Linked DNA regions of Homo sapiens: region 2 is linked to region 1. A link is an interaction called in ENCODE POLR2A ChIA-PET data of the cell type or tissue named here. Cell type or tissue: A673. All regions are shown on one strand. Each heading gives the region's core, and the rest is flanking DNA. Links, peaks and the distances in the headings are about the cores only. Region 1 has its middle 8.2 kb from the start of LINC01416. Region 2 has its middle 110 kb from the start of LINC03069.

The links. Peaks named below come from ENCODE experiments on the same cell type or tissue, not always from the same donor. Only the 100,000 strongest peaks of a DNase experiment are listed, where the experiment ranks them.
Region 2: POLR2A ChIA-PET joins it to region 1 with 5 read pairs; 1 of 35 experiments calls an interaction of 5 or more read pairs at or near these places.

The regions. Positions count from the first base shown.
Region 1 is chr18:55,920,266-55,936,510 of GRCh38, reverse strand. No RefSeq gene overlaps it. Among named protein-coding and RNA genes, the nearest start is that of LINC01416, 8.2 kb to the right of the region's middle. In A673, for the core only: no CTCF peak of the experiment used is centred there; DNase peaks (open chromatin) are centred at 8,010 and 8,420; H3K27ac peaks cover 829 bases.
Region 2 is chr18:56,293,493-56,309,737 of GRCh38, reverse strand. No RefSeq gene overlaps it. Among named protein-coding and RNA genes, the nearest start is that of LINC03069, 110 kb to the right of the region's middle. In A673, for the core only: a CTCF peak has its summit at 10,597; a DNase peak (open chromatin) is centred at 9,357.

The DNA.
Region 1 (16,245 bases), core at 5,205-13,204:
AGCAATGACATATCCCTAATCATAGCAGGATATATTAACACATGTCTCTCAGAAAATCAGTTCTCAAAAAGAACAAAAATTAGTAAGACCACAGAAAGTCTGATATTAACAAGCTGACAGAAGTCATGGACTTTTTGTTTTCTGGTTCACTGTTATAGTCCCCACCCCACTGCCTAGTTGAGTGCTTGGAACACAGTAGATATTAAATGTTTCCTGAATATATGAATGAATAAACAAATAGAACCCAGAATGCAACAAATAGACAATATACATTCTTATAAGTACATGCAGCACATTTACTTAAAAATTAACCTGGTGTCAGGCCACACAGGAAAATCTTGAAAAAAAAATTATAAATGACACAATCTGCATCCTATGACAACGCCTTACTTATAGTTAGCTGGTGTTTACAGTCATTTCATTTCTTTTCGGAGAATTTAAGGAAACTCTTTTGAAATTTTTAAAAGAAGTCTGTATTGTTAGAGTGAAATACTGACATTATAGAGCAAAAATACATTGAAGTTCCTAGTTAATGCTTCTTGCTCTGCTAGTAATTAGAATTGTTACTGAAGCCAAAGGGAATAAGTAACTTAACTCTAAGTTTCAGCAACCTCTTCTAAAATTTGGTGGTTGGACTTTTGTGTTTGCAGTCCCTTCCAATTCTAACACTTGTTTACTACTTATCCATATTAAAAGTCCTGTCTGTCTTTCCTTCTTTTCCTTTTTATATCTGTTAACTGAAGAATGTATTGTGGCATAGTTTTAAATAACAAAAAGCATCTTGACCCATTCTAAAGTAGGTAAAAAAGACCTTGTGAGAAAGTTCTCATGTTAAGTGTATAGGAAAGTTGCCATGCGGAGAGTGAAGCCTAAATAATATGTACTACAGGAGCTGTCAATCAAAGGAAACTCAATAGCACATATATATATAAATTGAATACAGACTTAAAGAGGAAGGTAATTTCTGAAATGCCACTCTGTCTTAAAGATGGCCTCTTGGGGTCAGCAATTTGTCCAGAAAGGACATAAGCATCCTGCCTTGATCTGGAATGATCTTGGCATTCTTCTATGCTTCCTGCACAAGTTTAAAGCCTTAATATCCATTCAAACTGTCAGACTACTCCAATTATCTCTGGTACAAAATATCCCACAGTTCAGTACTGTAAGACATTGTGTGACTTATAAATGACTAAGATTTGCCCTGACTGATAACATTTTCCCAAAGTCAAACAGACTCTGCTTTTGTCTCTCTGCTTGTCTCAATATAGCTGCACTTTATTTCAATACTTCTCTTGTAATTGAGGGATTCCATAAAATCAAATAAAATGATTTATAATGGAATGATTACTCCAGGGTAACATTTCAAGTGAAATTAAGATTGAAATCTAATTTAAAAGCTTTAATGTAAATGGGTCATTAGAGGAGGCTCTCCAGGGAATTTGCAATTAAACTAAAGTGACAAGGGTTTTGTAGGGGTGATAGACCTAAAGGTGTTACAATACTGATACATGCTCATTTCAGATGCAGCTGGCCTTATCACAACTGCTCAACAAGATCAGAGTTGCTGAGTGAAAGGAGCAATCAAGTCTAACAAAAACACTCCAACCCATTACAAGAATTTCTCATGAAAAAAAAAAGAGTTCTGATTTATGTAAAGGCTTCAGTGAATTCAGTATATTTAATTGACATTAATTAATCTAGTTAACTGCTGTTAATCATTTCCATATTTATCTCTTATCAAAATCTTACTTTTATTCACTATAACTATTCATTTAACAATAACTGTTTTCTATTAATACAATCTTTAATATGTAATTTGCAACTGTGTAGTCTTTAAGCACAATAATAGAATACCTCTCCTTTCCCCCCAACCTTTCTGAATCCCGAATATCTTTACTTTTAGAGGTCTCCTTTTTGACCCTATAGCTCCTTGACAATTAATCATCAATTTCCTTTCTAAATTCCTTTTATTTTTGTTATTAGATCTTCTACTTATAGTAAACCTTGCTTGTGACAAGGTCTCAGTTCTCTAGAAGGAAACTATGCTGAATACTTTACAGTTCTTGCAATATTGCATTTAACATAATAAGGACCATAAATATTTGATTTTATTAATAATAATAATGTTAATAGTTAACTTTTATTGACCATTTAAAATGAGTTAAACTCATTTAAAATATGTTAAACCCTTGATGTAAATTATCTCATTTAATCTTCACAATCATTCTAGATGGTAGAAATATTATTATTTCCATTTTAAAAATCTATAAACTGAAGATTAGAAACGTTTCAGTAACTTATCCAAGGTCACAGAGCGAATAAGTGGCAGATCCAGGAGGTAAAACCAGGACTGTATATCTCTAAAGCCCATGGTAGTACCTACTGTGCTATGCAGTGAAAAGCTGAAGTTGCCTAAGATCAACAAGAAAAGCACATTTGTGATGATCCTTTCCCATTTTGTGTATCTATATGTCTGATTGATTTTATACATTGTCAGATTTAATTGGTCCCAGATCTTTAAAGGTGAACTCTTTCAAAAATAATAAAAATACAATTCTTGAGCCATCCAACAGATGTTTCTAAATGTTTATATTTATTTTTATGAAGGCTTCATAAAAAATCAATTCCAATTTATACCCTTTATTTTTGTGGATGACAGAAGATTTGAAGAGCTCTATTGAGAGAGGTGGCTGAAGTTTTACTTATTGCTTTTGAAATTTTCCAATTTTATTTATACAACAGCTTTTGCAGAAGCAACAACACCGATGGCTCACAAACCACTCTTTTGTTGTCTATCATATATAAGACAAGGGTCCAATGACAGAGTGGTGTTCAGATGATGAACTGTATAGCTCAACAGAAGAAAATCAAGAGATTGCACAAGCCACTTTAAGGAAGGAATTTGGAGAGAAAATAATCATTCTGAGACTATATACTTTCTTACCCTTCTCTTACAAGGATACAATCTTTTCTTCAGATCATGAAAATAATTATATGATTCACTTTAATGTTATCATATTTGGTAACTTGCATAAATTTGATTGGTGGAGCAATGGAGGTGGAGGTAGATTAAGGTGGAGAAATGGTTTCTAGGGGGAATGAAAGATGTAACAGCTAATAGATCATCAAGTACCTAGAGAGCTATACAATATTGGCTACTCCTTTTAGCTTGTTCAGATGGGTCCTCACATGGAAAAGCAAGTATTGCTGGACAGTCTCAGAAGGCAGCCAGGTATCTGTTTAACTTCTCAAGAATGAGCATGGATTGGTACTGGTGGTCAGAGAAATATCTAAATATGTGTAGTCACGGTTTAATTCCACCTACAGTTAATTTTTGGAGAATTATTTTTTTCTATTGTAAAAGGCACAAAGGGAATCTTCTGGAAAAGATATTGATGCAAGATATTTTCTTGACCCTTTGTGGGACTAGCAACAGGGGTGCCTCATTTACTCAGCCTGCCTCTGTCTACCCCTCATGGGAGGGAGCATGTGAGCAAATGAGTGCAGGAACTGGAGTGAGAGAGTGCAGGAACTTTGGCACCTGTAGGTGTAAACACTACGCAGGCCCCACAGCAGTGTCCAGGCAGGGATGCCTCTGACCCCAAGGCCCAGAGGGCATGTTACAGTGCTCTCTTATCTCTGCTGTTTGCAGAGAGCAGTGTGTTATCAACTCAGTGGGCCCCCTGCCTTGTCACATGGGGTGGCTGCCTTCTGCCAGCAAGGGCAAAGGCAGGGTGACAGCCTTTTTGGTGACCTGCACCCAGTGTGTCCTGAATTCTTGTCCAGTGCCCAAGAGGAATGAGGTCATATGGACAAATGGAAGGATGGTGAATGTGAAGAATATTGTCCAGTGATAAAAATGGCTATCAGTGGTGAAGGGAGCTGGAAAGAGGATGGGAAGGGAAGGTCGCTCTCCCCTGAAGTCAAGCTGCCTATCTGCCTCTCTCTTCCGAACTCAAGCTTCCTCTCTTTAATGTTCAACTGCTTCTTCCCAATGTCTGGCTGCTTCTCCTCTCTGCCAGCTGAGTTTGGGGTCTTTATAGGCACAGGATGGGGTAGGCGGGCCCTGGGTAGTTCAGGAAAAGGCAACATTTGAATGAGGGAACAGAGATAGAACTTCTCACTTTGAGCCACAGGTTTCAGGTTTTGGGGCTTGAAGACGGGGTTTTGCCACGGACCCGTCCCTGTCTACCTAGAATTTTTCTGCCTCCTGCCTCTATCATTTTACCAATATTACATTTGCACCATGGTCTCCAAGCCATACAAGATATGGCCCTAGCTACCTGTTGAACCTCTTCAATCTCTTCCCCATCATTTACCCTCTTGCCACTCCACTCCAGCCATCCTGGATTTCCATGACTCTTGAACACATCACACTTCTTCCTGCCTTCCAGCCTTAGGGCCTTTGTATTTGCTGCCCACTGTACTTGGAATTCTTTCCTAGATCTTTTCATCCTTTGGTTCTTCTCATTTAAACTTAGGTCTCTGCTTCAGTGTCACCTCCAGAGAACTATCCCTGACCATTCTGTGTATATGCACACACATACACATACACATAAAACAGTTTAATCTAAGAACTCCCGTTTATTTAAAAGTTGACGCAACTGATGAAAAAGAAAAGATGCACAAAATGTCACAGGTTAGAGAAGACTAGAAGATGAGATAGGTAAGTGCTGTGTGGTCTCCTGTATTAGACCAGGAACCAAAAAAGGATATGAGTGGGAAAACGGGTGAAAACCAAATAAAGTCTGTAGTTAAGTACATAGTATTTGTCTTAATCCATTTGGTGTTGCTATAAAGGAATACTTGAGACTGAGTAATTTATAAAGAAAAGAAGATTTATTTGGGTCATGATTTTGATGTCTAGAAATGTTCAAGATTGGTTATCTGGTGAAGGCCTCAAGCTACTTCCACCCCTGGCAGAAAGTGAAGGAGAGCCAGAGTGTGCAGAGATCACAGGGTGAGAGGGAGGAAAGAATGAGGAGTGGAAGGTGCCAGGCTCTTTTTAACAATCAGCTCCCTTGGGAACTAATAGAGTGAAAACTCACTCACCCCTACCTCCACGTAGGTAGGGCATTAATCTATTTATGAAGGATTCATCTGCATAACCCAAACACTTCCCTTATAGGCTCCACCTCCAACACTGCAGATCAAATTTCAACATGAGGTTTGGAGGAGACAAAGATCCAAACCACAGAAGTATTGTACCAATGTCAATGTCTTAGCTTTTGACAACTTTACCAATCATGGTTACATAAGATTTTAAGCATTAGGGAACACTAGGTGAAGGGTATACAGCAGCTGTCTATACTATCTTAGCAACTTTCCTATAAATCTAAAATTATTCAAAATAAAAAGTGTAGTGAAAGAAATTAACCACTAAATAAGTTCTAAGGCTTTCTATACCATGAAGCATGACAATTACCTAGTCTTCCTGTTGCCTTAGTTTTTTTTCTCTTGCCTTTTTTTTAACTGAGTCTGGAGTTGAGTTTTCAATACTGTAGTAAGGCTTTCTGGAGAGGACTTGCATCTTTGGTTTGTTTGGTTAGAAGTATGATGAGAAGCATCATGAAAAGTTGCAGTACCACGTAATTCAAGGCTCTGGGCTCAGTTTATTCATTCATTTCCAAGGCATGCTGTCCAGGCTTTCCCTGGGCACAAACCTTAGAAGAATTCTTTGCTCCCTCTCCCAGATGGCTGACAATGGTCTGCTCTTTTGACCCTCTCAATGACTTATTAAAATCTGTGGACATCATGTTTCTGCAAAACACTCTTTATGGTCAGATTTACTGAATGTAGAGACACATTTTCATTTGAAAAAAAAGAAAGTGAGATTTGGTACTTACTAACAGCTGTGGACAAGAAACTTGCTTAGTCCTTTGGTGACACAAAGATTAAATAAACACAGACACTACCCCAAGGACTCTATACCATATATCCATGGAGGGCCAACCTATGCGAAGGAGGAAAGCTATGCTTATAACCCAAGAGTCATAGAATGGGTGACCCTTTCAAATAATCCATATGTTAGGTAAAAGCTTTGTATTCCAGGCACTGCCACTTACCAGCTGAGTAATCTTGGGCAAGTAATTTAACCTGCAACTCTATTTTGTTAATGTTCATCTGTAAAATGAAAATAATAATAATATCCACATGTGCAGATTTAATGAATTAATTTCTGTAATATACCAAGAACAGTACCTGTTAAATGTCAATTGTTCAATAAAAGTTGCTATTATTTAAATAAATATATAAATAGCAAATACGGCTAACAGTGTGAGAATTTGGTTGAAAATCTACGATCTATCATATTGTTTATCAATAATTTATAGTACGTTATTCTTCCACATTATCATTCATGGAACCTACAATGAAAATAATACTATCGTTTTGTCTACGGATTTGTGCAAAGTATAAGCAAAAACGCAACATAAGCATAGATTTCTTCCCAATAAAACATAATACAGGCCCACTCACTTTGCCCAAAAGATGTTTTTGAAAGTACAATACAAAGTAATAATTTTGTAGTTTGAGAAAAAATTCTCATCAATTTACATTATTAATTTCATATCTGGTTGATCTTAAATTGGCCATAGAGATGTGAAATGCCAGTATTTCCCGCTCTGTTTACTTAACAAATTGATTATAGCTAAACGAGTTGTGTATTTCTTAGTTATCTGATAGGCAGGTAATCTTAGCTAATTCTTATCTACCTCATAGGCAGGTAACTAGTAAAATACACAAATTATTTAGGTATTTGTTGACCTCCACTGCTATTCCAGTCTCCTGGATCAGTGAACTGGAGGCACTGATGATTTGTGATAACTTCCAGACGTTGTAAGATAAAATTTTTGTCATTTTAATTGGTAGACGAATTCTGATGATGTTAATAGAATGGGCTGAAGCTAATGATTTTAATGAGACGTATTTCCTCAATTTCACAATATTATTGGAGAGATAACAAGGTCTCTATAATAATAGTGTCTATCTGTCCTCCTTGCCCCTAGCATTAAATTCTAACATCTAATCTCAAATATGAGCTTTACAAAAGAGGGAGCAAACTAAGAGAACCCAGAAAAAGACTCCTAGGCTTTCTGTTCCAGCTTGTCTAGGCTCAGAACTGGCAAAATGGAGACCATGTCACCAGAAAAATTGTCTTTCATAAACACAACTCTTTTCTTTGCTTCAACATGGTCTAACTTCATGATTCTGGAAAGACTGTCACATTTCAAATGGATGACCCTCAAAGAAAGAAGTAATGGCAGGTCTTATATTAAGGTATTGGCCCCTGACAGTTCTTGCAAAACCATCAGCTTTCTATTTCTTGATCTTTCTTTCTATTTTTATGAGGTGTTACCTGTTTTCTTAAAAAGCAATAGCATGAACATGGACTATGTAACAGAAGAACTGAGTTCAAACCCTTGGTCAATGATTCACAATTCTGTGACTTTGGGCTTATTCCTTCCTCATAAGAAAACAGGTGATATTTCATGTATTCATGCATAAAAGACCCCTAGGTGCTATATCATGTTCGCATAAACCTCACAGTAATTCTTAGAGGACTTCTGAAAGAGGAGGACACTGAGGTTGAGGAAAGAAGGGACTTGTTCAAGGTTACAATAACTCCTGGAGCTGGAATCAAACCTAGATTTAGTCTGACTCTGAACAATAAAATTAGCCGTACCTACTGAGCACCTACAATGTGCCAGGCACTGTCTTAAGTATGCTATAGGCATTAACTAATTTAAACTTCATGGCCATTCTAGAAGGCAAGTACAATTATTATTATTTCACAGAAATCCACCATGACGCCTTCCTTTGTCCACACACTTCTCATTTTATAACCCCCCATTTATATATGTATATGTGACATTTTTCTAATTTCTTTGTGACACATTGAATTACAAATGCTATTAAAGCTCATGCACTTGTTTCCCAACATTTGGGAAAGCTAAGCTCAACCCTATTTTGACATTTTGAGTGAGTTTTTCCTTTCACTGTAACCCTTTCTCCAGGCCCGGATGTGGCATATAGAGCAAGGCATACTTAATCCTCAATTTACAGAGCCTCTTTTAGTAGACACAGAGAGGTTAAAATGCTAACTTCATTTATAGTATGTCACCATCCATTTAAAAACCCTCTGTGATTTTTTACCACCTTTATCTTTTCTCCTGAAGCAAAACATAACTTTTTATTGTTTCAAAAACCTCCAAGAAGCAACAAATTTAACAAGAAATTAATGACCAGGAGACTTATGTCAGTCAAATTCTGAACCAAATTGAACCCTAGGGTTTTAAAATGCTCAAACACCACCGTATTTTGTAGGCATTTATTTTTTCTTGGCATCGTGCAACTTCCTGTTTCTAAGAAAAAAGGATTAAAGTATCCCATTAAAAAAAAAAAAAAAAGCAGAAACTCCAAAAGCTTCTTGGACATCAAAGAGACCTTACACAACAACATTTTGATGAGTTAAGTGTAAAGGAATCAAAAACACATGGATTAAATTTCTCATAAAACCCACATGTGTTTAAAAATCAAGAGAAAATGTGCTTGGCCAAATGCATTTGGGGTTTTCTCAAACCCCAAACATTTGAGGAATAGTGTGAGATGTTTAAGGAACCCAAAACACAGCTGGATCGGCCTATATCATTCTCAAAGCATATGCCAGTGGGAGATGTTAAAGGAGATAAGCCCACAAAACAATAGAGTTTTGCTTAAAAATCACAACTTGATTATTGATTAGAAAGTTGCAGTTTTCAAATATATATATTTTTAATCACCTCTAAACTTAGAAAGTTATAACTTATATAACCTGTTAGAAGTCATTTATTAAAGAGCTCTTCAATTTTTTAAAAAGAAAAAGTGATCATCATTTCCAACCTTCAGATTTTCCAGCATAAGCAGACGGGATCTTTTCTGCAGCTTTCAAATTTCTATCAAGTTACACCATGTTTTGTATTATACTTGATTTAGCTTTGCTAGACTAGGCACATTATTAATTGGCTATCTTTTTATTTACAATACTATTGCTCGAAATATATACTAGAGAGTATAATTGAATTTTGGGTTTACCGTAATTTAAAAAAGTCAAAAGAGCAATAAACATAAGTGTTAGTCAACAATTGCCTCTGAGAACCAGCATAAATCATCAAGATTAAATGATTTTAAATCATATTTAAACTCCTTAATTTTAATTTATGGTTGCCAATCTATTTTCAGTCATTGTCGACTGGAATTTCTTGCAGTGCTTTATATCTTTAGAGGTGATGGCAAGGGATGTTTGAACATTCCCTTTATATGGGGGCCTACACTATCAGGCTGAAATCATTGATCCATGACTTTTCTTTCTTATTACTTTCCTAGTGCATTCTATTTATTTTAAAAGTTAGCCAAGTAGTGGGGAGGGGAATTTGATCATGAATTTAAGTACTTTTTCAAGTCTGTTTTCTAATTTAATAAATAAGACTTTGATCCTTAGGGTAGATCTAGTTTATAGATGGTAAATGAATATTTCCTTTAGCTAAATGATACTGTGTATCACTTTTTGGATTACGGATAGCACTATCATGATTTCCAGGGAGTACAAAGGTTAATGAAACCGTCACTGTGCCTTCTTAACTCCCGCAAATAGCTAAATAGCAATATTGCAAATTTCTCTTTCCCCTTTCTACTATAATCAACGTTACACATCCTGCAAAAATATAATACAGTGAAAATACAAAAAAACCCAAAAGTATTTTTTCCCTGAAGAAAGCAGCACTGATGTGGGAATGATTAATATTTTTTCCCACTCCCAGCCAAAAGCACTGCAGTATGAATTAGCAGTTTCTACACACTTGGATCTCAGCTCAGCTCTCCAAAGGGTAATTTCTGATGTATAACAAGGTCACAGCTCAAGATTAACCCTATACACTAATAAAAACAGCAACAGCAGCCAGAATATCATTTATGGAAACCCACCATTTGCTAAGATCTGAGCCAGACATTTTACACACTACTTCTAATGTTCACAATAACCTGGACAAGTATATTTCTAATGTTTCCATTTTACAGTTGAAGATGTTGAGTCTTAAACACATTAAGTCATTTGCTCATGAATATACAGGTCTGTTTGGTCACAAAGCCCACACTCTCTCCTCAACCCTGTTGCGTCTTACATGTTTAAAGTGGATAAAAGAAAACAGTGACCATCTCTTAGGAGACTGACCAAAGGGTAGAGAATAATACAACCCTAGCTTAAGAAGTTAGGAGGCTGTCATACCAATATGACCTGCAAGTCTTGAAATCACAGATCCTGTTCTGTTGCTCACCCTAATCAATATTCTATATCGCACTGTGATACCTCTTTTGCCCCAGACATGACTTGGAACTGCTTGCCACATTTATACTCTTTTGAATTTCCCTTAAACATGCCCCGGGCATCATTTTGGAGAGCAGTCAATTGCTCAGGAACTGATTCCATGATGTTTTCGAGGCCATCACCTGTTTCTGATTATTTCTTTCCAGAGCTTAGCTAACAGACATGAGTGTTATACCTTGGGAATGAAAAGTCTGTGGCCAAGAAAACAAAATCACGTTCACCAGCCTTGTGCTCTTCCTATTATTTTATCATCCCAACACTCTGGAGGATGTGTCATGGGACGAAGAGGAAATCTGCTAAATTACAAGGTTTTTAAATTCTATACAGTCTTAAAGGGCTTTCCATTAACGAGTGGGGACAGAAATCAGACTGGCAGGCCACTCTAGATTGGCAATCCATGGTTAAACTAATTAGGAGGTGATCCTAGACTCGAGCAAGCACTATACTGTGGATGAGAACTACAACAGGCCAAGTTTCTGAAGAATAATGCCAAAACCCAAAATTACTACATGAGACTAAATCAGCAAAGTGAAATCATGAAAGAAGTAAAGCTCCTTAAAAAGAGAAAAACTGTGCTGTCTTGAAAATCAGAATGAATATTTCGAATTACAGTAAACTAAAATTAGGGGACATGGTGGAAGTTGAAAAATAGGGGGAAAAAACCAGATGCATTCAAGTTATAAGACCTGGTACCTGCATTTCAGGTTTCTTAAAAAACTGAAAGCAGATATTTTTAAATGCCTAAAATGACTAGTCAATAGATAGACAAATACAGAGAAAAGATAATTCACAAAGGAAAAGAGTTATAACGAAAAATATTTATTCTTACTACAAACAAAAGAAATCTAAACTTTTAAAAATGATGCATTGTTTTGGTCTGTTAAATTTCAATTTTTAAAAGCGTATAATAGACTTTGATGGTGAGGGTCAGAAGAAATGTATAGTTCCAAATATTGTTGTTTCACTCTGAATTGTATCTGAATGGATACAAATCTTTTACAAAGAAATTTGGCAATGCATATTAAAATCCTCAAATATTTATGCATTTTATATGCAAATATCTTGATATTTGCAAATTATCAAGATATGCAAATATCTTGAGAAACTGATTCTAAGGAAATAATCTTAAGTAAATGTATAGGATTGTTCATTACAGCATTATGTAGAATCACAAAATATAGAAACAGCGCTTAAATGTCATAAAATAGAAGAATGTTAAAGCTGTTCAACGAGATGATTTAAAATTTGATGATTATGAAGACTAACAAAAACTTAAAAATGCTTTTGCTATAATACAGACTGTAAAGAGCAGAAAAATTCTGACTATAAGCAATACAAAATTTTGTATTGGTAAAAAGACAGGAAAGGAGTATATCGGAACAATAGCAGGGATTTTCCTACCATGGTGAGACCCTTGCTAATTTTATTTTTCTTCTCCATTTTTTATGCCTTCCTGAATGTGATTGCATTACTTTTTTTTTAAGGAGTAGAAGTAATATTTCAAAATCAATATATTTTTAAATAACTCGTAGAAGGACCAGGCCAAGCAAACAAACTATGAAGACAAATGCAAATAAACAAAGCATTTATAGTTAAGAGAAGGGTAACAACAGAAAGGCAAGTAAAAAGGCCCTACAATTTACAAAGATGAAACTTTTTTTTAATCTGGAAGAAAACAATATGTTGAAACATCAAAGAAAAGCTTTGTAAAAAGAAATACATTCCTTTAGAAGGAAATGAAATAAATTTCCTTCTAAAATAGGTTGAAATGTACATAGTGATGGGGAGGAAAGAACAGGTATCTATGAGGTTGACTGGGCTGGAGTGCCATGTGCTTGCCATTTTAGCCCATGCAGAGTCACATCAGCAATTATTTGTCTTCCTATGTTTGAAATTATTTCTGAGTGTCTTCCCTGAGGCCAGAAGACTTCACTAGACTTCTCAAACTCTCTCCCAGCTCCAAAATTCGATGAGATGTATTAAATAATGAATAAACCGTAAAGTATGCTAGCAACTTGCCATGATATTTGATTCCAGTTTGTGAATTTACTAAGACCCAATTGCTTATTAAGGGAAAAAAAATTTAATTCTTGATCTAGTAGAGTCACTTATTGGCATAATCTTTCCACAGGTTATTCACTGCCTGATTAACAAAGAAATGGGAAATGAGGATGATGCTTTTTTCTGGAAAATTAAAAAATAATCTTGTTACTATCTAAAATCATTTATCTTACACAGGGACATAGCATGGCTGAAATGGCTGGGAGGAGGCAAAGAAACAGTCTATGTCAGGGGTCCCCAACCCCTGGATCATGGACCAGTGCTGGTCTGTGGCCTGTTAGGAACTGGGCTACACAGCAGGAGGTGAGTAGTGGGCAAGCGAGCAAAGCTTCACCTGTATTTACAGCTGCTCCCCATCACTGGCATTACAGCCTGAGCTCTGCCTCCGTCAGATCAGTGGCAGCATTAGATTCTCATAGGAGCACAAACCCTGTTTTGAACTGCACATGGGAAGGATCTAGGCTGCATGCTCCTTATGAGAATCTAATGCCTGATGATCTGTCACTGTCTCCCATCACCCCCAGATGGAACCGTCTAGTTGCAGGAAAACAAGCTCAGGGCTCCCACTGATTCTACATTATGGTGAGTTGTGTAATTATTTCATTATTTATTACAATGTACTAATAATAGAAATAAAGTGTACAATACATGTAATGTGCTTGAATCATCTCAAAACCATCCCCCACCCTGGTCTGTGGAAAAATTGTCTTCCACAAAACCAGTCACTGGTGCCAAAAATGTTGGAGACCGCTGGTCTATGTAGTAGCAGTAGACTTGCCACAAGATGGTATAAACCTTTATTTGTAATCCCTATCTTGAAGAAAAATTAGCATTTTTTAATGGAACAAAAGATTGTGATGTTGAATTCACAATTTGTATAGCTCATTTTGTACACCATTGTGTTTCATGTTCTATCACACATCTAGCCTTTATAGATTTTGATGTTCCCTCAAGGACATTTGGATGTCACATTGTATCATATGGGGTAGGTGATGCTGGAGGCTAATGGGAAGAATAGGCAGAGACATCTCCCTCCATCACTTTCAGAAATATCTTCCCCCTATATCCATAGAGATCCACAACAGGACCACAGTCAATGTGGCTCCAGAAATAAGAAGTGAAACGTAGGTGTTTCCAATATAGATGGAAAAGACAAGAGACAGAATCAATGTGTTGGAGTCTTGCTCTTTGCAGAGTATGTCTTTGCTGTAAATGAATGTCAGTTAGAGGTAGATATTGGCTGCTGTCTTCTGTCTTCTGAAAAGTTAATGATCTAGTTAAGAATCCAAACATGCAAGATAAAGGAAGAGAGGGTTAATTTATATTAAAAAATGGAAAGGAACAAAAGAGAAGGAAAGAAACAATACAATAAAGGCCTTCATTGACGTAGCATGTTTCCCTGAAGTCTATGATCTTTATTCTATACAAGGAAAGCATTACAGACTTTACAGAGAATAGTGAGACTTGACGACAAAGAGGTCATTTGCCTCTCTGGTGGTGGGTATTTCTTCATAAAATAAATAAATAAGATACTTTTTTAAAAAAGTAGATTTGTGCAAACATAAATTACATGCATAAGATTTCATATTTTTATAGAAACGACCTCAGTACTAGTGTCAATAATTTCTTTTTGGCCAATTATGGACCAGATCAGGGAATGACAGAAGCCCTGAGATTCAATACATTTAAGTGGTAGGCACTTTTCAATTCACAAGAGGACTCATTAAACTTTGTTGTCTAACCTTGACTGAATCTAAAATAATTTAGATGGTTGTATGGGAGAAATGATGTATAGAGATAGAAGAAGAAAGGTTGACTTATAGAGTATTTCTTTATTTGCTTTCTTACTCGTTTTGCTTTCCTGTTCTTAAGTTTCAAAATCCTGTAGTAACTGGAATGTATTTAACCATGTGCTGCCTGGAGGGAATCAAGGCTGTAAGAGAAGGAAATAGAGATTCGGCCTGAAGAATGCCTGCCTATGCTACCATTGCAAATATGTTGTTTTATGAAAATATATACAATGCCCCTTGCTTAAAAACCATGTACTTTGTTAAGATGTTAAATATGCCTCCTTTTCATATGGGCCTACTGTTTTTTGGTTATCACCTTAACAGAGAGAACAAGAGTCTACTTTTACCCTAAGGACAAAGTCCCAAATCGATGAAATTTTGCAGATGAGAGCTTATGGCAGTCTTTTAGAAATGTTATTTTTCCTGGAAATAGGAGTAGACATCTCCTCTTTATCCAGACCTATAAAGCATCAATTGTCCCCAAATGACTCTACTGACCTGGAATTTACATTTTTTGAAGGTAGTGATTTAATGTGCCTCTGTTTTGCATAAGGTGAAAGTAGTATTTTCAATTAAACAACAATGTGCTTCAATCATTCACTCTGCCTCTTTCTACAAAAGAATCCCCAGACAAAAGAATGTATTATAAAATGTTACTTCATTGAATATATGCTAAAATGATATATCTGTATGTAAATTGGTCACTTATGTGTTGACCAGTATTGCTCTAATATCTTAAACAAATATGATACTTTAGCCAGAGTAGTCTCTGTAACTGCTTTATAACTACTATAACTTTGGCCTTTATTTAGTCTATGTGAACTATTATTTCCTGAAATCCAAGTAGCATGAACTAGCATTTATGGGAATTCACTCTGTGACAAAAAGACTATGTCAAGTAATTTAGATCTGTCATCTCAGTTGATCTTCATGGACATATCTGTGAGATAAATGTCATTATCCCTATTGCACAGATGAGGAAATTGTGGCAGAGAAAATTCAAGTAACTTTTCTAAGGTCATTTATATGATATGTAGAATACAATACTGAGCCCCAAATTTATACACTATTTACTATATCACCACTAGACCATTATTATGTAACTACAGGTAGCTTATGGAATTCATTTATTCATCTTTTCTTTAAAAAATATGCATGTATGGGCACAACATTGGGAGCCTTTAAGAGGCATAATATGCACCTGCCATAGTAAGATGGGAAGAAAAAATCTAAATCATTGTTTTAAAAAACCCTCCGCACATGAGAGGATATTTTTAGGTTAAGGGAGACATACATGTTTAAAAAAAAAGTGACAGAGAGAGACTGATTGACAACACTGGAGAGATGGGAGTTAGTTGAACAGTGAGCTTTTAGAGAAGGAGGCAGAACTCAATGAAATCAGTAGGAATTAGCCTTGGAAAGAGCAGATGTCCTACCGTGGAGGCCTGAAGGATATGAAGATAGCTGAAGTCCAAGAGATTATTGGGTGTAGAGAGAAGGAAAGGCATGGGATCTTGGTAGGGAGTCTTGGAATTGTTTAGCAAAGTATAAGATGAGTCAACTGTCCAGAGTGATGGGTGGAATTTGGAGTTTAAAGACAGAAAACCATTTGACTCAGTAAATTTTGGGACTGAGCTATACAAGGTGAAAGGGAAGGATGAGGAAGAGCAAAAGGATCCAGGAACATTTCAACAGCCAGATCAGCAGAGTCCCATTAATCTCTACAGCGAAGCTTTTCAACCAGGCATTACAGCATACACTGTATAACATTTGTGCATGTCACTACCATGACACTAAGATCAACTGTTTCTGTGTCTGTCTTTACCTAACACTCTCTGATGGTGGGCACTAGATATTATTTGACTCCATGTTACCGTGTTACCAGCATGGAGATGAATATCATCTGTTGCCTGCCATCGAGTGTACAATAGACACTCAGTTTACATTTGGCTAATGAATATTGACTGACATGGTGGAAGATCAGGCAGGGAAGAGTTCTAAACCACAATGCCAACACACAATGGTGTGTCATTA
Region 2 (16,245 bases), core at 4,640-12,639, 370 kb before region 1:
TATCACAACTAAGGTATCTTCCCTTAGTGGTGATAATTCAAAATGCCTCCAGACATTGCCAAATATCCCCTGGGAGGCAAAATCACCTCTGATGACAATAATATTTATTTACACATATATGTACATTTATTAATCTCATGTCCTGAATAATGGCGTTGAGGTCAACAGTGGACTGCATATATGATGGTAGTCCCGTAAGAGTATAAGGGAACACATGTAACAAGTTGATACATGGCACTTGATATTGGCATTGCTAGGGGAAATAACTGATATTCAGCACCATTGTGCTAGTACATTTGGATTTCCATATGAAAAAATATATACACATAAAAAGATATATACCATCTAGGTTTGTGTAAGTGTACTCTATGATGTTCACACAACGACAAAATAGCCTATGATGTGTTTCTCAGAACACATCTCTGTCATCAAGTGATGCATGACTGTATAGTTATTTATAGCTACATTTCCTCTTCCCATTACTTAGATACACAGTCGCCAACTGCCCTTTTCTTCACTTAACTTTTTTCACTCAATAAAATATATCCTAGAGATCACTCCCTGATATTACAGAGAGCAATTCCTCATTCCTTTCACAGTTATCTAGTGCTCTGTTGTCCCCTTCCTTATTAGATTGTAGCATTTTTCCAGCTCTCCTGCTCATGTATATAGAAGGGGTCCATTACCATTTGGGCAAGTACACTGAGAGAGTTTCAGGTGCCCGAGTGCTGAGAAAATTAGACAGCAGCCAGGTGCAGTGGCTCACGCCTGTAATCCTAGCACTTTGGGAGTCCGAGTCGGGTGGATCACCTGAGGTCAAGAGTTTGGGACCAGCCTGGCCAACATGGTGAAACCTCATCTCTACCAAAAACACAAAAATCAGCTGAATGTGGTGGCTGGCACCTGTAGTCCCAGCTACTCAGGAGGCTGAGGCAAGGGAATCACTTGAAACCTGGAGGCAGAGGTTGCAGTGAGCTGAGATTGTGTCACTTCACTGCAGCCTGGGCAACAGAGAGAAACTCCGTCTCAAAAAAAAGAAAAAAAGAAAAGAAAAAAGAAAAGAAAAGAAACAAAACAAGAAAATTATAGACAGCAAACTAAAAAAACAGAATAACTTATCCTTCTCCTGACCCCCCATCTACATTTTATTAAGCTCCAAAACAAGTTTTAGTCTTTCCCTCTTCTCCATCAATGACTGTTCTTTAAAAATAAATTTCCATTGTGAAAGCTCAAAGTTTTTCAAATCTAAGAGAAGTATATTTTTGGCTTTTTAAAAATTATTGTATTATTTTCTCATTCCTGGACTTGGATCTAGGGATGTCCTGTATGCCGATTTGCGAGTGTCTATTTGGGCATGTAGGCTGCCCAAAGCTGTATTAGTTTTATAGAGTCCATGTTAGTTTTCTATTATTTATTTTCAGATTTCAGGGGACTTTTTCTTATCTCGTTGTGCCAAGGTGAGTGCTCTGTTCACTAGTGTTCTGCAAGAGTTGTCAGCAACCATGAGGTTTAAAACATTATTCCAGGTTACTAAGTGGAATTAAAACCTAGGCATGAGGAATTCCTTTTCACTGTGATCAAATAGCAACTACAAATGTTAGTTTCTTCTGAAGATCAGCAGGCAAAAAAAAAAAAAAAAAAATGCTACAGGATATGAGGTGGGACAAGAAGCTCCCTTGGTGCTGAAACAATTCTCAGAATGAGGATTCTGAGGCCAGCCAAACAGAACCCCCAGCTGGGCCAGAGGAAATGAGGCCTCAGCCTTCACCAGGGGAAGACACAAGAGGAGCCCTGAGCTGAAAGTGATGATGGGCCGATTCTTTTATGGTTTCACAGAGGCCTTAGACCACAGCAACCTGCTCTCCCTAACAAATGAGAAGGGCCAGACTCAAATTAATTATTTTGGCACTATTATCATACAGACCAATTCAGTACATTTATATAAAGCTGAATATTAAACCTATTTATTTTCTCCTCTGGCTCATAAGCTGTCCTTCCCCTCCCCCCACAACGGGTTACACTATTAAAGAACGAGGGCTAAAATTTCAGAAAATTCATTTCCATATGAATATCATATTCTGCAGCTTGAAAAAGTACACAAGTATAAAACATGATCCCTTCTGATGTGGTCTCCAGGGGAAAGAGTCAGGGGAGGTCTTGCTGATGGGGAGGGTGTGAATGCTGAGTTGGCAGAAAGAGGAGAGGATGGAGGATGCAATAAAGAATGTGATCATTACTATTTTTTAAAAATAAATATTTTGTAAGAACGAAGCTTGCAGCCTGCTAACACAGAAATTTAGGATGCCATTTTCCCAATGGTCCCTAAATTATTTCATTTAAATCTTTCTGCATTGTATCAATCAAATCCACCTCTCTGTACTTTCCTTCCTTACAGAATTGCAAATTTTAATATCTGATTTTAGAATTATCTCCTGTCTACAAACAATGGACCAATAATAACACACATTCAAGAGCAACATCCGAAACACAACTTCATATAACAGAAAGGTGGGAGAGATTTCTTTTGGCCAGTTAAAACACCATATTGAACAAATTATTTGCTCTTCAGTAATTTTTATTTTTTATTTTCTCTCTTCCTAGGCTCAAGATGAACATATCTGCTTATGCCTGTTTTTTTGCTTGCCTTTAATCATACAAATAGCACCTAGCCTATTCTTCCATCTCCTTGCTGCTCCCCCACCCTCCTTCATTAGAAGGTTCCCTCTGTTCCCATTTCCTCTTTTACTTCATTGTGAGCAGCTGGGCTATGTGCTTACAGCAAATTAGCTGTAAAATAAAGCAGGCTTTTTTCCCTTTTTCTTTTTTTTCAGGGCGTTGTGGGAGAAAAGGTGGTTAGAGAAATTATCCTACAATAAGCAAGTGTGGACAAGGATCAAATAAGCAGAAGAAATAATCCTGTTGGAGGGTTTGCTCACACAGATGAACCATAGTTAAGTGTATTTCCCTCCTGGGGGTCTCTATTGCATCCTTCTGGATCCTCACTCTCAAGTTCTTTACCAGTGGCATTTTCCAATCAGTTCTTGATTTTCACAGACATCCACCAGATGAAGTCCCGGTTGGAACGTGTAGTACTTTAAAATATTGATATCCAACTGCAGTCTCAATGTTGCTGGCCTCACTTTTTGTGTATGTTTAAAAATGCAACAACAATTGTCACAGTTATTCATCAATGTAAAAATTTCAGGCAGGCACTGAAATTGGGTATGGTCCCGAGAGGAAAATTAGTTCTAAAGGTAAGGAAGTAGAAATAAGCAGGATGAGAGAGAGGCATCGTTAGACAAAGTCCTTCTCCTAGCAACAACTCACAGGCATTTCGGCACTCTGTCCATGGGGTGGGTGCTGTTGATTTTTAGTAATAGTCTGCTAGTATTTAAGATGCACCCTTCCTGAAGATGCTGAATGGCCACACACAGTCAGACTCTTTATAAGGTCAAATAAAGTCCTCCATGCTTGGATTCAGCATCACTGACAAGATGTTGCTAATTAGTATCACATGGCCTGTCTCCTAGTGGGGTTGAAATTTAATATATTATCACTTCTCTATCCTACCTCAACCAGGACAGACATACCTCAAGAGGGGTGAATGGAAAGAATCCTTCAATAGAGAAGTGAGGTGGTCCACTTAGCATTTACTGGACACCTCATCTTTATACCTATTGGTTTTCAAACTCTTTCGTTAAGCAATGAAACATTTTATTTTCCAAATAAAACATTACTTGGCACATAAGTATACAAAGTAGCAAAAGCAACATTTGAATACCTCAAATTTGTTTTGTAATTTACAAATTATGCAAGTATAATTTTAAAATTAATTTATTTAAAAGGCACTCAAAGAGAATTCTCAGGATGTTTGGTTGCACAAAAAAGTTGAAATTGTGATAACTGCTGCCACATTATAAGAGCCTCATTACCCAATTCCTCCCTCTCTACTTATGTTTTTTTGTTTGTTTTGGTTACAAAGTATGGAGAAAATTCTGATTCATACATGTAAGTAGAGGGAAATGGTAAGGTTTTTGTTTTGTAATGACATTTTACTTTGTAACTTTAGAATATTCTCCATTGCCCAGGAGATGACCACAGAAGAGGGTCTATAAAGTTGGCATAAAAACAAATTAACCTGATAGCATCAGGCTATAGGTAGAAGTATCAAATTTGTTCACATCACTTGAATGTTTTAGTTTACTGTTTAAGAGTGGCTAAACATATTTAAAAGTGCAATTCAAATTAAATGTTTGTAGAGCCTCTGAAACACTGTGGCAGGCTCTAGGGTGAAGAATGTGGCTTGGAAACCATTGCATTGGGGGCATTTCCAGAGATATTACTGGTAGCACTAGTATCATCTTGGGAGAAAAGTTATGAAAATCGGTGAGACAGGAGTGTGTGGGTGTGTTTCCTAAAAGCCATAAGCACTTTGGAGAGGGTCCACCTCCTATTTCATGATTGTTGGAACAACTTTTCTGCCCCACTCTTTTGTTACTGTCAGAGTTTCTGTAGTTGATGCCATGCAAATTGAGGATGCTGGTGATGGGCTTGGAAGCCCTTCCTGAGCCTCAGGGTTCTAGAGCTGTGCTGTGTGGTGTACACTGCTCGTCCTCAGCCACATGGTGCTTCTTGCATTTAAATTTTATCAAGTAAAATTATGTAAATTAAACATTCAAGTCTGCAGTTTTCACTAGGCACATTTCAAGCACTCAACAGTACATGTGGACAGCGTAGACTTAGAACATTTTTATCATCACAGAAAGTTCAATTGGACAGCACTGTTCCAGAGTGAGAGCCACTCATCTGCCTGGCTGCCATTTTCAGGTTCCTCTTGAAAAGAGCTTATAACCCAGCATAAGATCATCTTTTTGGTCAACACAAACTTCCCCCTATATTGTATTAGAAGTACTTAAATGAAAGATGGGGGTAAACAATTGCTAATATCTTCTGGTCCCCAACACAGTCCTCGTTTGTAATGTTCCATGATAGAATAGGAGAGTAAACTGGAGCTTTTATTTGAGAATTCCCCTAAAGGATCATAATAGGTGAGCATAATGATTAAGGGAAGGAATCGTGAAGCCAGGCTGCAGTGTCTGAATTCATTTAGCCACTTGTAGGCTGTTTCATCTTGGGGAAATTAATGTGTGTGTGACTCCATTTCCTGCTTTGGGATATTACTACTATTCACTTCATCAAATCATTGTGAGAATTAAGTGAGATACTGCATTTGAAGCACCTTAGCACAGTGACTAGCTCTTAGCATTTGTTATAGGTCACCTATTTTTATTACCATCACAACCTGCTCAAATGAGGAATTCCAATCTGGAGGTCATTCTTTGAACAATGGGTTCAAAAACATGAAGCATAAGAAAAATGATTTTTAAAAATTTCCCAGATGAGAAAGTATTAGTAAAAATGTGAACAGTGAGAAGGGTGTCTGGTTAGGATTAGAAATCATCAAATATCACAGATTCCTCATTTTTTAGTTTTTTTGATTCACCTCTTTAAAGATCTTAGTTGGGAATGAATTTCTGTTATTGTCACGTGCGAATGACATCTTGGCTGAAAATTAAATTCGTGGGTCCCAAATCATTCTCTTCAAACATTCAGAAATGTTGCACTATGGTTTTCTGACATTTGGCATTTGAGAGCAATCTGGCCCAATATTAGTTATCCATTGGGTTAGGGGTGTCTTATTCTGAGTTCCCACAGAATTAAACTCTGAGTCAAGGATTCACATGCAAGTCATTTATTTGGGATGTGAAGGTAGTAGAGCACAAAGGCGAGACATAAAAAGAAGGCAGCCAGTACAGGATGCATTATAGATGGTGTGTTATTGAGCCAGGTACCACTGTGTATACCTGGAGCAGTTAACTCTGGGAGCCAGTGAAAAACACATTTTTCAAAGTTAACCTGTCAGTGAAATGAGAGTGCCCTTGGTATTTAATCACCAAATCCTGCCTCTCATTGGTTAGCACACTCCTGGGGTTGTTGGTTCCTTAGGTCTTGCAGACATCTGCAAGGGCAGGCAAAATGGCTATAGTGTCACCAAAAGGCCTGATAAAAGAATCCAGGAGTTGGCAGCTAGAAATCAGCCTGGACTGCACTGAAGTGCTAGGGGTGAGGGCACACAGACAGGGACCAACAGTGTCTGCCACCGAGGGGAACCTCTTCTGCAGAGATACTTGAATGATTGGCCAACTGATTAATTATAATTCCATGGGTTGCTCTTTTTTCCCTCTGTGCTATTTTGGACCTTTTGCTTTCTCTGGATGTCACTTTTTCTTAGTTTCTTTCTTTCTCTCATTCTCCAGAATGGGCCCTGGGCCTGTGCCAGGATTCCATTTAGGAGAAGGGGGAGCTATTTGGCTGATTTGTAAGGTACTCAGAAGAGTTTCTGGCATAGATGCAGCTCTATAAGGATTTTTGAATCAAACAACTCTGTCAGGTAGGTACGATTACTTATTACACTCATTTTACAGATGAGAAAACTGAGGTTATGTAATTTGCCCAAGGTCACGCATGTAGTAGAAGGGAGGGGCGGAGTCCAACCCTAGGCCTCCGGGGTATAGCTTTCCCATTGGTGACCACTCAACAATTGCCATACTTGACAATTATTTGAGATTTGCCATGAGCCTATTACTCACCCCCAGATGGAAAAAAGCAGGAAGTTGTTTTTGTTCCCACCAAAAAAGTTTGCCAGATAATGTTCTGACATCTTGATGTGACTGTTAATAGCATCATCTTCTAAACCCAAAACATCAAATCTGCATTTTCCCCATGCACAATTGGTGTTCCCTTCCCTGTGGTAGAATAAAAGCTAAATATGCTGTAAGCCTCTGTTAAGTTCTGTAAATTGTATGGGATATATATATATAAAAAACACACACACACACCCCTATATTTTTTTTCATAAAATACCTGTGGGTGTTTTCATTCTTTAGGTACCATTAGAATTCTGAGCACATTCAATCAATTTTTTGACTTGGTGGAGTAGAGATGTGTGATGTAAGGGAGAGATGTAGGGAGGCGTGTGGAGTTTAACTGAGTCCTGGCCACTCTCCCTCCCACTTTGGAAGTGCAGCAGCACCACCATTCCATGCTTAGGTAGGTAAAATGTCAGCACAGGTCGGAGAGGTCTATCTATGGAGGCATCTGCTCCCTGCAGCCCCATGAGTAATAGCCAGGGTGTGGAGTGAGTGGGAGAAACATACTCAGCAACAGAAACTGACTGCTGTGCACGCAGAACCAGGCCACAAGGAGAGAGGGAGGAGACCCGTGACAGTGGGCTGCCGGCGGACAGAGGCAGCTCGCTAGCAAACAGCTTCTCCTCTCTCCCTCGCTCCTTCCCTAATAGGACTGGAATCCACGCTGGGATAGGTGAGATAGCACACAGGCAGATTGCCCACCAGATGGTACAATCTTCTATTTAAGAAATATTTGAAAGGGCAACAAAATACAGCAGAAACCATCCGACAGTCCACATGGCTAATGCAAAATTAGCCAAAATCATGGCAGTAGCAATGACGGGGTGTTGTGGGGTGAGTTGTAGGAAAGGCTGCGGAGAGGTGAGCACCGTGATGTCACGCAGGGCAGGTGGCGGGGAGTCTGAGCTGCTTCTCCATTATTGCACCGTGGTGCTTCATGTGTTTCTAGGATGCCCAGTCTGTAGCCTGTGTCTGAGAAGTGCCAAGGCTGAGGGTGATGGCACAAGTGTGGCCATCCAAATTGTGTCTCCCGAACTGGGAGGCCTCTGGATGGGATGGGACGTTGTTTGTCATTGCTATTCTGAGGCTCTTTCCTCATTTCCATATCTCGGTTGAGTGGCCTTTTTCTTCCTGATGTCCTGTTACAGCTCTATTTGTCAAAACCACGTACACCGTCAGCATCAGCACGATCATACTATTGTTCATTGAGCTCTTATTTTGTCCCAGGTACTGTGCTAAGCACGCTACCTCATAATAGCTAATGCATGCTGAGTAGTTGCTACATACCAATCGCTGTTTAGAGTGATTTACATATATTGTCTTATTTCATCCCCACAACGAACTAATGAAGTAGGCACTGTTATTATCATTTTCATTTCACACAAGGGGAAAGTGAGGCCTGGAGACCCTGAATAACTTTCCCAAGGCTACATGATTATTAAGGGGAAAGAAATTTGTCGACTCCCATCAATGCTGTTTAGTGCTATACTCTAGTGCCTCTGATATGTTCTTTTCCTCTTTTCATCCTTCTATGACCACCCTGTGAAGATGTCATCATTTATAGTATATATAGTTAAGGAATCAGCAGTTTAAAGAGTGTAAGGAATTCCCTGGGGTTGCATGTCTAACAAGAGTTGTTAGTCTTATTCCAAAGCTGGTGACCAACCACCATGGGAGACCATCTCTTTTCCACCAGCCACTCTTGCTCCCTCTCTCCCAGCACTGACATCCTCAGCATCCATGCCTGAAACCTCAGCGACACATTGGCTTTGTATTTTGTTGTTTTCTAAGTCTTATTTCTTTCTCATTTAGGGTATCCTCTTTCTATTCCCCTCTTCTCCATTCCCATTGCTACTAGCTAGTCAAGACGAGGTTTCTTTGCCTTCATAGTATTACTAAAGTACTTGCCATTAGTCTCCACTTGTCTTTCCTGTAAAGATATTTCATCCCACACTACGCCATGACTCCTAGGCATGAGCCTCCAAGACAGACCCTGCCTGCAGCATTCTAGAAGTGGATGAATGATAGAATGTTTTTCTCTATTATCTAGCCCCTAAGACTACAAGAAATCTTTGTGTGTGCACACACATTCACCACAGTGTAAAAATAGAAAACGTTGGGTGTGTTTTCCATGGAATTATGTAAATAGATCTACATAAATACATTTATAAGAATGAAATTTTGAGCAGAAACTGCTCTCATTGTTTTTGTAATGGGTTCTAAAGAGAGAGCTGCTGTCTTATAGGGCAAGTCGGTTTTCCATCGAACTTTTCTCTTTGACCATCATGGAGGGAATGTTGGTAGTTTTGATGTTTAATTTTCAGAATGCAGTAAGGCTTCATTATTCATAGAAGATGTCTTCCTGGGAATTACAACAGACAATAATGGAACAGAAATGGGATTGACTAACCCATTGACCTTGTATCACAAGAGCAGAAAGAAATAAAACCTGAACAGACCCCCGTGTTTTCCATCCCCCCAAGGGCTCTGTCTGTTCTCAGGCCTGGGCTGCTTTCTGTTTTCCCCTCTGGAGGGTTCCAGTATCAAGTGTCTCTGTGTTAATTAACTCAGCATGTGGCACATAAAGGCCTGACAGCAGATAGCTAATGTTTTGGATATGCACTAAGTTTAAGGATTAGCTCAATTCCAAAGGACAACTTAACGCTGCCACTCTACCGTTGACACTTGGTGATCCGAGGCAAATTTCCTGTTCTGGGCAATCTTCCTTCTGCCACCATCACACATGTGGACTTCAACTCCTCCCTCTCTGCTCTTAGAAGCTCAGACAAAGCAAACCAATTTAAAGACTTTCATTTGATCTGAATAAAATCAGAAAGACACATCTTGCAATTGCTGGTAAAAACCAACAATAAACAAAATCCCATAATATGGCAGATTATCTGTGCCAATGTTTGTTTCTCCTACTATGGCAATTTTACTGTTTAAATACATTTATATGTATATAATATCAAGTAAATACGTGTGTGTGTGTGTGTGTGTGTGTGTGTGTAAGTAATAAGTTTATAAGGGAGTTTCACATCTAAGCTCCAAAAGCCAAATTCCTTAGAATAGGTATGTGGTGAGAAACCAGTATGGTTTCTCTTTGGCCTGAAATATTTTTGAACATAGAGTAGTACAAAGGTTGAAAAATGACAGGTGATAGGCCACATGTGGCCTCTTGACATGCTTCATTTGGCTTTGTGCAGTGTTCTTAAAAATTTATAATTGAAAATATGGGACTTTTTTTCAAAGTTTGCATTTTTGGGTTTCCTTGTCTGGGTCTGTACTTCTTCACGGCAAAAATTGACAGGAGCAAAGCAGCCCTGTCCCTCCCTTGGATGGGGCATGTGTCAACTTCATTACAAGCACACAGGGTTTGAAATGCCAATTCCTGAACCCCAAATTGTGCTTTCTCGTTGTTCTGCCAACCTCAAGTTTGCTAAATCTCCCACTTAGTTCCTGATAGTTTCTTGGCCGTTTTGCCCAAAGTAGTCTGTTAAATAGGACACGCTGGGTGGAGTTGGGCAGGGTTCATTTTAGACTCACTTTTTATTTAACTTTTACAAAGCAGGGTTTTCATGACTATTGACCAGCTGCCCAGAAATTACCTGGTGAGTTCCTTTTCAAAAATCAAAACAAACAAGCAAATATAAAAAATATGGAAAGGCTGACAAATTTAGCCATTTGGCATGGCATTTAAAAATGGATGTAGCAGTATTTTTAAAGTACTCTTTCAAATGTCATGACAGCTGTCCAAATTTGTAATTTTAAAATATATTTTATGTTATCACATACATTTGCTGTACACTCTATCAAATATATGACTAATATGTGAAAACAAATATGTGTGCCACCCTGCTGACTCATGCTCTTTGAGACATTGGAAACTCCTTGAAGGACCAACTAAAAGCCCCTTGTGGCTGGAAAGAGAAGCCCAAGGCTACCAGTGCTTTTCTCTAGGGTGTTTGCTCAAGGATCAACTTTCATTTCCCCTTGGAATGAAAGGCACATATCACAGAAATTCCACAGAATCAGGCGCAAATAAAGAAGACAGATCTTAACTTAAAGACCTGAGAATGGTTCTTTAAATCATTCATTCATTCATGTGTCCATTTATTCATCTATTCACTCACTCAATGAATATTTATTGAGCAACTACTATGTGACACCTGCTGTGATGTTAGATGCCATCAGGGGATAAATATATGGACAAAATTTTATGTTTGTTTTTTTTTTAAGGAGCTGTATGAGTTTCTAAGTCCCACTTAACAAAGTGCCATGATTGGATGGCTTAAACAAATTTATACACTCATGGTCTCACAGTTCTAGGGGACAGAAATCTAAGATGAAGGTGTCAGCAAGTTTGGTTCCTTCTGTGGGCTGTAAGGGAAGGATCTGCTCCAGGCCTCTCTCCTTGGCTTATAGATGGCTGTCCTCTTCTCCCTGTGTTTCCCATCATGTCCACCCTTGTCTTGTACTTGCCTGTGTTCAAACTTCCTCTTGTTAGGACACCAGTCAGTCATATTGGATTAGGGACCACCCTAATGAGCTCATTTCAACTGAATCATCTCTGTAAAGAACCTGTCTCAAATAAAGAGACATTCTGAGGTACTTGGATTAAGAATTCAACATGAATTTTTTGAGAGCACACAATTCAGCCCCTACAGGAGCTTCTAAGGTAATCATTTCTATACTCTAAGTTAGAGTGCTTCTGTTTCAGTTGTTGGTCCTGCTGTTTCTTTTTCTTTTCTTTTCTTTTCTTTTTTTTTTTTTTTTGAGACAGAGTCTGGCTCTGTTGCCCAGGCTGGAGTGCAGTGGTGCAATCTTGGCTCACTGCAAGCTCCACCTCCAAGGTTCACGCCATTCTCCTGCCTCAGCCTCCAGAGTAGCTGGGACTACAGGCGCATGCCACCACACCTGGCTAATTTTGTTTTTGTATTTTTAGTAGAGACGGGGTTTCACCGTGTTAGCCAGGATGGTCTCGATCTCCTGACCTCGTTATCCACCCACCTCGGCCTCCCAAAGTGCTGGGATTACAGGCATGAGCCACTGCGCCTGGCCAGTCCTGCTGTTTCTACTGGCAAAGGCATCTGTCTTCCACTGTTGCTAATGACCATCTCATCTATTCCTAAGCTGTGCTGGCCTAAGAAATTTTAGAAGCTAATAAGCCTAGCTTGACTCTGCGGACACAAAATTTCAGGAGCTGAACATGGGATGGAGATACAAATGAAAGGGCCTTGATTTCAGGTGTACCTGTTTGTAACCTGAAGAGCCAGCTTATGGCCAGGAGTGGAGATAAAAGATCCCTGTAGTGTTTTCTAGTAGGATAAGATGCCATGAAATGTGGGTGGACAGAGAGAGAAGAGCCAGTCAAGATAAGTTCTAGGCCAGTTAGACAGAAACGTTCTTGGAAGTAAAAATCTTGGTAACACAGAGACTGTAACAAACATGACCCATGTAACTCTTGATGTGCAAGAACAAAGGGAGAAAGAAGCAAAGAGCAGCCAGAGATCTAGGTCCGACTGGTGGAGTTTGTGGAGAATGTGCCATGAGGCATGAGTTGGGGGTATACAGTTAGGAAGCCTTGGCTGACATTCTTAGACAAGATCATGCCAGAGCCCAGGAAGAGACTCTTGTGGGGCCCAACTCTGAGCAAATCTGTGAGGTAGGGGCCCCATCCTCATTATACTGTTTTCCCAAACCTTTTCCTCTCTTTGCCTTTTCATTCTGGCATCTTTCCTGTTTCATTTTTCTGGTATCCTCAGCTGACCCAGGGTACAATGAGAGCTGAGAAAAATCTTAATCTCTTTCTACAGCATGCTAATCACCTGGGCATCTTATTAAGATGCGGATTCTGATTCAGAGGGTCTGAAGGTGGGCCCAGCCTGGTCCACTAGCCACACTTTGAGTTGCAAGGGTTTATGGGATGATGGAGCCCAACAAGTTTCCGCGAAAGCCTTGCTCTCTCTTTCAGGAGCTCAAGGCTCAGTGGGTTCCCTGGATTAAGAACAGAAGATGCCCCTCTTAGTTACTGCAATCACCTTAACTTTTACTAGCTCCTGTATTCATTAGTAAGGGTTAGAGAGAAAAGAAAAATAACAATAGCGTTCTTAATTGGATCCCTGAAAAAGATACTGCATTTCCACTGATTAAGGCAATTAAAGGTGCAAACATTGCTGCTCAAAAGCTGACATCTTCAGGTGTCTCATAACAAAAATTAATACCACTGCTAGCTGTGCCACCTAGTCATGCTGTAAAGAAAATTAATTACTGCAACCAAACTAATAATAACAGTGCAGGCAGAGTTGTAGCAATCTTGTGGCTTACCATTGGAGACTGAGCAGGGACTTTTGCCTCTCTGTTACCCATGAGCGCAACTCAGCAATTGCTGACTGTAACATTTCTATTGTATGGTTTATGCTAAATATGCATATCTTAATTGCATTAGTCAAAATAATTAGCTAATATATTTTTGCATAATGACGAGGTAAGCAAATATCACCATAGCTCAGTGGTTCTTGCATGAGTAAATTTGGAAAATTAATAGACTCCCAATTTCCTAATTATCTGTCTTTTATTCCATGCTCAAACAAAGAAATGCTACTGCACACTCCTGGGCATCGTGTAATTTAGTTTGCACCTTGAAAATTTTAAAGCACCTGTGTTTGTTTTCTCCCCGTTTTGCAGGAAAGTGATATAAAAGAAAAAAATGCAGCTCCTTCCTTTAATCACTCTTAAACTGAAACATGAAGAAAGTTGTGGATCAATACATTTTAATTTCTACATGCAAGTGGTGTGTTGAATTATAAGGTGGTTTTAATGCATCAGAAAACTATTATAAAATTAATACAATTGTCAAGATTCTTTCCAAAGTGATAGTCCACAGCAAGCATCCAAATTCTAGAGGAATGGTGGCATTTCCTCCTACTGTCCTTCCCCTTGAATCTAGCAATCTTCCCAGTTTTGCCTAGATGTTTCCCCGTTTTCTCACACTTGCAGGTCAATGGTGCATGCACTAAGCATCATGGTCTCTACCTGAGGACAGTGTGGTTGAAAAATAAAGCTTGCTGCCTTGACAAACTGCTTGGCAGACAACAGCCGAATTCCTTTGGGTTCCATCTTATTTATTTGGGCCTGTGATTGGGAACCAGGCTAATATGCTGAGCTACCTCATCAAACATCTTTCTTTAACAGAGCCTGGCCATTCCTGTCTAAGGTGTCAACTCTTCTCAGTCTTCATGAGAAAGCATATTCTTAGCATGCTAATCTAACGCATAAGGAACACAAAAATCTGCCCAAAAGGACATTTGAGCAATATGCTAATATCTTCTGAAGAGCTTGGAAACATTCTCGCCTCATGTCTTCCAATGGCAGGTTTCAGGCCACCACTTAAACGGAAGAATGTGCTGGGGCCTGAAGCCCACCACATCTGGATGAAATCCTCATGCCAAGCCCTAAGCCATCAGTCTAACAGTAGACAAGTCATTTAGGAGAGAAAGCAGCTGGGTGAGAATTTCCCTTAAGTTTCTGATGAGTCTTTAGATTTCCGGTGGCTTATGGGAGAGCAATCTGTAACCTGATAAGGGAAGAGATCTTCATTATTGTCACTTTGCCTCTAAACAAGCTCTGATCAAATCAATTCCCTTAGCAGGTGCGGTGCTTGTCAGGATTCCAGCCTTGAGACCACTTGGGCTGCCTGTCAGCAAACTCCATGTAGGTGTCTGGAGCAGGTAGCAGCTGCAGGCTGTAATGTCCTCCGCTACGGCATTCACTTCCAGGCTCACATGCAAATCGCCAGCAACTATGAAGAGAATGTATGTAAAATTCATTTTAATTTGTGCATGTGAGTGTAACAGGCTTTAATTAAGATGGAGAAAGAGATAAAGACATGCTCAATGGTGTGCATGGGGGAGGCCATGAAATTGCAAAATCCAATTTTATAGAATGTTAGCTGGTACAAGGGGAATAAACCCAAAAGCCAAATTCTAAGAACACACCTTGGCCCGTCAGCAAAGGGAAGCTGGCCTTTGTCAACCATGCGCCAGATTACCACAAGGGCAGTTGCACACAGGAGGCAAAAGGAAAGCCACTTACAAGAGATAGGAACGGAAATCTTAAAAGAGAAAGTAATGCAGGAAGAGAAACAAAGGCCAAAAATGGATATGCTGAGAGAAAAACCCACAATTATTGAAGATGAAAACATAAGGGGAGAAAAGTAATTAGAAATTAGACCACAGGATGGAAGAACAAAACCAAAGCAAAAATTAGCGGGCACACAGATGAAGCAAATTGGGGAAGAGAGAATAAAGGACCTCAAGAATGGGGAAAATGCCTACCCAGTCCTCGTGGTTCAGGGCTCAGCTTCCCATTGCTTCTGAGGCTTAGAGAGGTTATGCCTGTGTCTCAGTTACAGATAACCCTTTATCCAGACTAGAAGCTGAGGGCAAAGAAATGAAGTTGGACATATTTTCCATCCTTCCTATAACTCCTCAGAGTCCTACATGAGCCATATCTTCCATAATTGTCAGACCCTTACCCTGGAGCCCCCGTCTGAATGAGAGAGGCTCCCACATATGATGGCAGGGACACAAGGCTGGACGTGGGCTTGCAGCAGGAGGTCAGACTGGAGGGTGAACAGGCTCAGGTTTTTGGCATGATCATGTTTGGCATGATCTAAGGTTTTTGCACTGAATTCTGAGGATAGCTGAGAGCCAGTTAAGGGCTTAAAAATAGCATGGAACACATGGTCAGCAAATCAATTGGAATAAACTATCAGTTACTGAGTAGCTAACCTTTACATGGAGATGCAAGGGTGTGAAAGACATATTATTTGCTTTCAAAGAGCTAATATTCTTAAATTATGTAAGTAAATGATTTTTTTTAATTCCCCAAATAATAGAGAAGCCATATCTCAGGAGAGATAGAACATGATAGCATGCAAATCTCTGTTACTCAACGTGTGATCCATGGACCAGCAGCATTGGTATCACTTGGGGGCTTGTTAGAAATAAATGCTGAAGCTCAGGCCCATTGAATTAGAATTGGAATTTAACAGGATCCCCAGGTGATGAATATCCTAAGTGTTGGCCCAGAAGCCTTGCAAAATTACTAAGTGCAAAGCCTTCAGTGGAGGGCAAGATTTTATGAAGGAAGAGTAATGCTATAATTTCGTTCAGTAGAGATCAGTTTCATTGTCTGCTATGAGTCTGGTGCTTTAGGGGATCCATAAAGGCACAGAATAGGTTCCTTACATACGTGGGGAGCAGATAAAATGTAAAAACGATCAGATTTTTCAGGTACTCACCCTATAGAAGCTTAGAAACTTGGGAAAAAAGGAGGGAAAACCTGGATTCCCTAAGAAAAGGGGCTTGTATGAAAATTTGGACAGGCCTGTTTCTTGCATACCTGGGCTAGAGAAACAGTTCCTACTTGCTGCATTAATTGAACTAGAGTAAGTTTTGGAAAAGGCAGAATGGTAGGAAATGAGGGGGATGGAATCCCTTAGGTATATCTTCCATGTTGCGGACTCTACATG